Linked DNA regions of Mus musculus: region 2 is linked to region 1. Evidence: chromatin contacts called from ENCODE Hi-C or POLR2A ChIA-PET data. All regions are on one chromosome and are shown on one strand. The core of a region is the stretch at or near the end of the contact, and the rest is flanking DNA. Distances in the headings are between cores, read along the strand shown. Region 1 holds the start of Ccnd1 (cyclin D1). Region 2 has its middle 21 kb from the start of Gm46023.

Evidence for each region. A loop is a pair of places that touch in the nucleus more often than their neighbours do. ChIA-PET counts read pairs that join two places held with the same protein, here RNA polymerase II (POLR2A).
Region 2: a map of Patski shows a loop between it and region 1 (2.2-fold over the local background). The contact joins the enhancer-like site here to the promoter of Ccnd1 in region 1. A Hi-C loop is called at or near these places in 7 of 37 maps with a recorded cell type or tissue (Patski, heart and left cerebral cortex). POLR2A ChIA-PET finds 5 or more read pairs at or near these places in 2 of 5 experiments (Patski and embryonic stem cell).

Annotation. Positions count from the first base shown.
Region 1 is chr7:144,938,551-144,941,250 of GRCm38, forward strand. Ccnd1 (cyclin D1) reads right to left here and starts at 1,281. Exons shown (of 5, transcript NM_007631.3): 1 at 946-1,281. The coding sequence starts at 1,143.
Region 2 is chr7:145,046,550-145,049,249 of GRCm38, forward strand. No RefSeq gene overlaps it. Among named protein-coding and RNA genes, the nearest start is that of Gm46023, 21 kb to the right of the region's middle. Within about 2 kb of position 1,347, at least 1 of the 3 ENCODE cell types and tissues checked has a DNase peak (open chromatin) inside an H3K27ac peak, as active enhancers do; it is heart, where a contact is called at or near this core.

The DNA.
Region 1 (2,700 bases), core at 31-2,530:
GATCCAAGCCGAGGGTCAGGAGCTCAGTGGACATCGGGGGGTGAGCTCCAGCAACTCAAACTCCGGGGGCCCCCCTTTTGCAGGGTGCGGGCGCTGTTTGCCTCTACAAGGGCATTATGCCTCACTTTAAAAATTATTTTAAAATATTTTGGGACCCCTGAGTCTCCTGCTGAACATCTGAAAATGTGCTTTTGTCCCCCTCCGCCCCCAGTTTGACCTAGACAGGTTCCTCCAAATCCAGAACCGCACGCACAACAGTCAGTCTCATTGACTAGGGGGCCACGCGACCTTGCAGCCTGGCGTTTTCTCTGGGCCAGGCAGCGTGTGCGGGGTACCCAGGTCCGCTGTTTGAACAAAGAATCCCCCACCCCAAATATTCCTCACACTGTCTTATTTAGTGATTCCCGGCCGCCACGAGGCCCCTCGTGCCTGTCCCAGCGCCCCTACTGCCGCTCCCTGCCCTGCCCCCAATTATTAATAAACACTTTTTGCTTTGCAATAAAGGAGCAAAGATGGCGCATAATATTGGCACGAGCGGCCCTTGCATACGTGTCCATGGATATTAATTTAAAAATCAAATTTATGCCCCCTCCCCCCTTGAGCTGGCGAAACGCGCAGGGGCGGCCCCCGCCGAGGCGCTGCAGGAATGGGGCACAAGCGGGGGCCACAGAAGCTCAGCCTGCACCCTCTGTGGTGTCGCTGACACCGTCCTCCCTCGAAGGCACCCCTCCCCGACTGCCCTCCACCAGGAAAAGGAATTCCCATCTTCCCAACTCCCAAACCTTCCTCGTTCAAAAGGACCCAATCTATTTATTTTGTGAATACCGAGTCCTAGCAACGCACCCGGAAAACTCCGTGACGGAAGGGAAGAGAAGGGAGGAAGATGTTGGTGATAGCAACAAGTTGCCAGGGGGTCCCAAGCTAGCAGCCTGTAAAGTCTCTTACCTCCAGCATCCAGGTGGCCACGATTTTCCGCATGGATGGCACAATCTCCTTCTGCACGCACTTGAAGTAAGATACGGAGGGCGCACAGGTCTCCTCCGTCTTGAGCATGGCTCGCAGCACCCGGTCGTTGAGGAGATTGGTGTCAGGGTACGCGCGGCGGATGGTCTCCACTTCGCAGCACAGGAGCTGGTGTTCCATGGCGCGGCCGTCTGGGGAGGGCTGTGGTCTCGGTTGGGCTCCGGTGGCGGCTGCTGACGCGCGCTGCCTCGCGCTGTACTGCCGGTCTCCGGAGCGCGCGGAGTCTGTAGCTCTCTGCTACTGCGCCGACAGCCCTCTGGAGGCTGCAGGACTTTGCAACTTCAACAAAACTCCCCTGTAGTCCGTGTGACGTTACTGTTGTTAAGCAGAGATCAAAGCCGGGCAGAGAAAAGGGGGAGGGGGAGGGCCGAGGCGGGTGCAGGGGGAGGGGGCTCGGGAGCAGTGAGGGGGGGGGGCGGCGGGGGGGGGGCAAGCCCAAACCCTTCCCCCTCAGCCTTCGTAGATATGCAAATCGCTCGGACTGCTTCTCTCCAAACTGGGAAAGAGCGGGGCAAGGGGGAGGGGGGCTTCTTTCCCTAAGAGGGTCCTCCGAGACCTGTGGAGGTGGGGTAGTGGCGGCTCTGGACAGGAGGACAGCTAGGAGGGAGGCCAGGCCACACGCAAGCCAAGGAAGAATGTATGGAAGGGGAGCCTGGGGGTGCAAGGACACCCTGTTCTTAAACCGGGAGAATGGGTGCGTTTCCGAGTACGCCACGAGGCACCCACAGGCGGACCCATTGCTTAGAAATCCCAGCGTCCCTGTCTTCTTTCAATTTCATCAACACGTGTAAAATTCAGGAACTGTGTAACACCCGAAGATGCCAGACGAGCCCTAAGCTCTCGTGCAGGCTCCATCCTGGCGCACTGGGGTGGTTGCAAAGGGCCAGAGGGGTATCTGAACTTTAAAGGATCCCCAGCCTAGCATGCGCTCGCTCAAAAATAAAATAAAACCCCGAAAATTCCAGCAACAGCTCAAGATGGTGGCCATTATTTCATCTATTCCTCCTCGCTGGGGGGGTGGGGTGGGATCTGAGATTTGTCTTCATACAGTGACCGGTTTATCCTGGCCAGGGTCCCCCAGTATCCCCCTCCTCCACTGCAGGCGGTTTGCCCAAGAAAAATAAACCGTTGAAGAAAAGGTTGAGACACGATAGGCTCCTTCCTAATTTATTTTTTAATTAAGAAAAGTAAATCGCTGCAAGTTATTAGTCGCCCTTCCAGGAACCAGACCACCGGAAGCTTCTTGATTGGCTTCGTTGAGGGTGGTGGTGTTTCTCCACCTTTAGAATTGCAGTCTTGAGTTGGGGGAGGGGGGGGGCGGCTGGTGAGAATCAAGATAAACTTGTGAGCCGATAAGGTGATATTTAAAGAGAATCTATAGATGGTCGTGGTTAACTGAATGGACTCCTAAGTTTATAATTTATAGATTCAAATAAAATATTTTTAGAATAAAGCGGTTCCACCACCTTCGTCCATTATTTAGTTCCCTAGTTTTGGAAACGTTTTCACAATACCCGACTTCAAGCTAGGCGAACTATTCACACACATTTCCCACGGAATACTTTCGTGTCCCAGAAGAAACTGGTAAAGGAGCGCACAGCGTCCAGGCGGCACACAAGACGCAAACCCCTCACCTTCCGAGCTCATGCCTTCCGCTCCCCCTCCCCCGACATTGGG
Region 2 (2,700 bases), core at 97-2,596, 110 kb after region 1:
TTTTCCTTTTTAGTAACTTCTTTATCACATTTAATTGTACGTGTGTGGCAGTTATAAGACAACTTGGGGAAGTTGGATCTCTCCTCCCACTGTTCGGTTCTGATGATTGAACTCAGATTAGCAGGCATAGTGACAAGAACTTCTATCTGTTGAACCATCTTGCTGGCCCACTCTCTCTCACTTTTTTTTTTAAGACATTGGCCTAACTAGCTTTAAAGAGCCAAGCTCTGTGGCTAGCCTGGGCTAACCATAGTTCTCAGTCTCACTCAGACAAATCTACAGACTGGCTCCCTTGCAGGTATGGCTCAGACACTAAGAGGAGGGGCTTGTTCAGTGTGCCCCTAACCCTCACCCTGGTCACCCTGGCAGCCCATGGCAGTGTGAACTGAGGAACAATGTTTCCTCAGAAGAGGGTACCGGGCCCTGCTGCTTGCTTCACCGTTGTCACAGTGGAAGTTTTCAGCTTCCTAGGAAGGACAATGGTTGCTCCCCCTACCAAGCTGTCCCTAGGAGGCCCAGGCAGAAATAGAATCCCTTGCCCTTCAGACAACTCTAAGGCCCCAGACCAAACCCAGGCACAGAAGATAGAGGGAAGTCCTAAGCCTCCTAAGGGAGGTAGGAACGTGCTGGGCCTGCCCATGGTGCGTGCAGACTTTCTGATGTCTGGACTCTGATGATGTTGTTGGTGTGGGATGGGACATGGACCCTGTTGACATACTTCCTGTGAAAAGAAGTGAGAGTAGGGGAAGGGAAGGAATTCTGAATGAATCTAAGTTGGGGCAAGGTCCAGGCTGGAGGGAGTAGGCACCCCAAGACTCCAGAGTATAGGGCTAGTCTGGGGCCTACTGGCTTTGCCCAGCCACTGTCTCTGGCTCTGGTCCCTTGGCCTATTGATGCCTGATTTCCCATGGATCCTGGGGATGTGGGTATGACGTCACTGGATAGCCAAGTCTTGTTTGCCTCTCCTGGCCTCAGTTTCCCTCTGTAAGTGCTTTGTGGACTGGCTGGAAGTGCTTATGGTCATGACTGTGTGAACCTTGATCCTCAACAGGCACTGCCTCTTCTCAGGTGTCGGCCTTGGAAGGCACACCCTCAGGTTACTGTCTGAGAACATCATGAGTCCTTGCCTGCTGGAGTTTTGTCAGGCAAAGGGGAGTATTGGAATCTCTCCCCCTCACTCCTGCCTGGAACTCGGGATTGGAGTAAACAGGGTTACCACCCAGGTACCCCAGAGCCCCCAGGCTCACCTACCTCTGCCTCTCCTTCAGTCTCTCTTTGCCCCCAGCTTCCTCCCTGAGCCCCTGCCCCCCACTTCCCTTCCTTTTGGGGTGAAAGGAGCAACTGCCTTTCTGTGTGCTTCTATTTCTGCACCTTCCGCTTCCTGCAGAAAGTTCTGGAATCCACAAGCCCAGCTGGCCCTGAGGGCAGGATGTGGGGGGCCTCAGATTTCCTTTTCTCCTACAGCCTGGCCCCATGGACTCCTCAGGGAGAAGGAGCTGCAGCACTTACGGTCTGTGGTTCCTGAGGTAAACTTTCACTAGTGTCTGTGTTGATCCCTACACACGAGAGGGCTGTAGGCTCAGAGGACGCAGCACAGGACAAACGCCATGTCTGCCGTTTTGCAAGCAGCCCTCCAGGTAGGCTGTGCTCAGCCATAGCTTTACAGACAGAGGACAGCAGGCTATGCAAAGGGAAAGGCCAAGGCATGGCAGGCTTAAGCACAGTAGTGCGGTTGGGATGGGGGTGGGGCTCAACTCAGCTGGTAGGAAGCTCACTCAACACTGGTGGAGAATCCTTAGGTTCCATCTCCAGCACTGCATAAACTGGGTGTGGTCTTGCATATCCATCATCCCAACTCTTAGAAGATGGGGACAGAGTTCAAAGTCATCCTTGGCTACCTGGAGAATTTAAGGGCAGCCTGGGCTACATGAGACTCTCTTCCAAACAAAACAAAACAAAGATACATAGGTGGGATGCAGGGCTTTTCCATTTTCTACGCTCTTAAAAAAGTGAAGTGTGTGTATGAAGGAAACACAGAGAAGGGGGTGGGGGAGGGAGACAGGGCTGGTGTTGCTGACGAAGTTTCTGGAAATCCCAATTGTTTTCGAGCCACTTGGCATTCCAGGGTTTGGGTGGGAATCATTGCAACACCTGTGGCCTCAGGGCCCAGGTAAGACAGTTTCAGGTGTTGGGAGGGGACCCCTGGGCTTTGTCATCATTGTGATTGAGGTTAGGGCTGGGCCTGCCTGGACTCTGTCCCACCCGGGGCAGTGTTGTCCACTGAGGAAGAGGTTGCAGGTCCCCACGAGCAAGTTCAGAGCCAGCCCAGTGACCAGGACCAGCAGCCCTCGGGACGTGAGAGGGGGTCAGCACTGGTGATCCACCCCACTTCTACCTCCCCTTACCCCCACCCTCGACCCCCACCACGAGGGAGCTGAATCTGTCTCTGCTACCTGCTGGGCTGGATGGAGTCCCCCACTTTCCATCCTGGTCCACCTGCTCCCTTAAAAGCAGCTCTGGTTGTTTTGTTGGATCTGAACTCCCATAGTGGTGACTCCATCTGTTTAAAGATTAACTTCCCAGGGCTGAGGAGAAGGCTCGTTTGGTAGAATGCTTGCTGTATACGCATGGGGACCTGAATTCAAATCTCCAGAACCCAAGTGAATAAGGCTGGCAGGGCCATTCTCCTAGTGAGTTCCC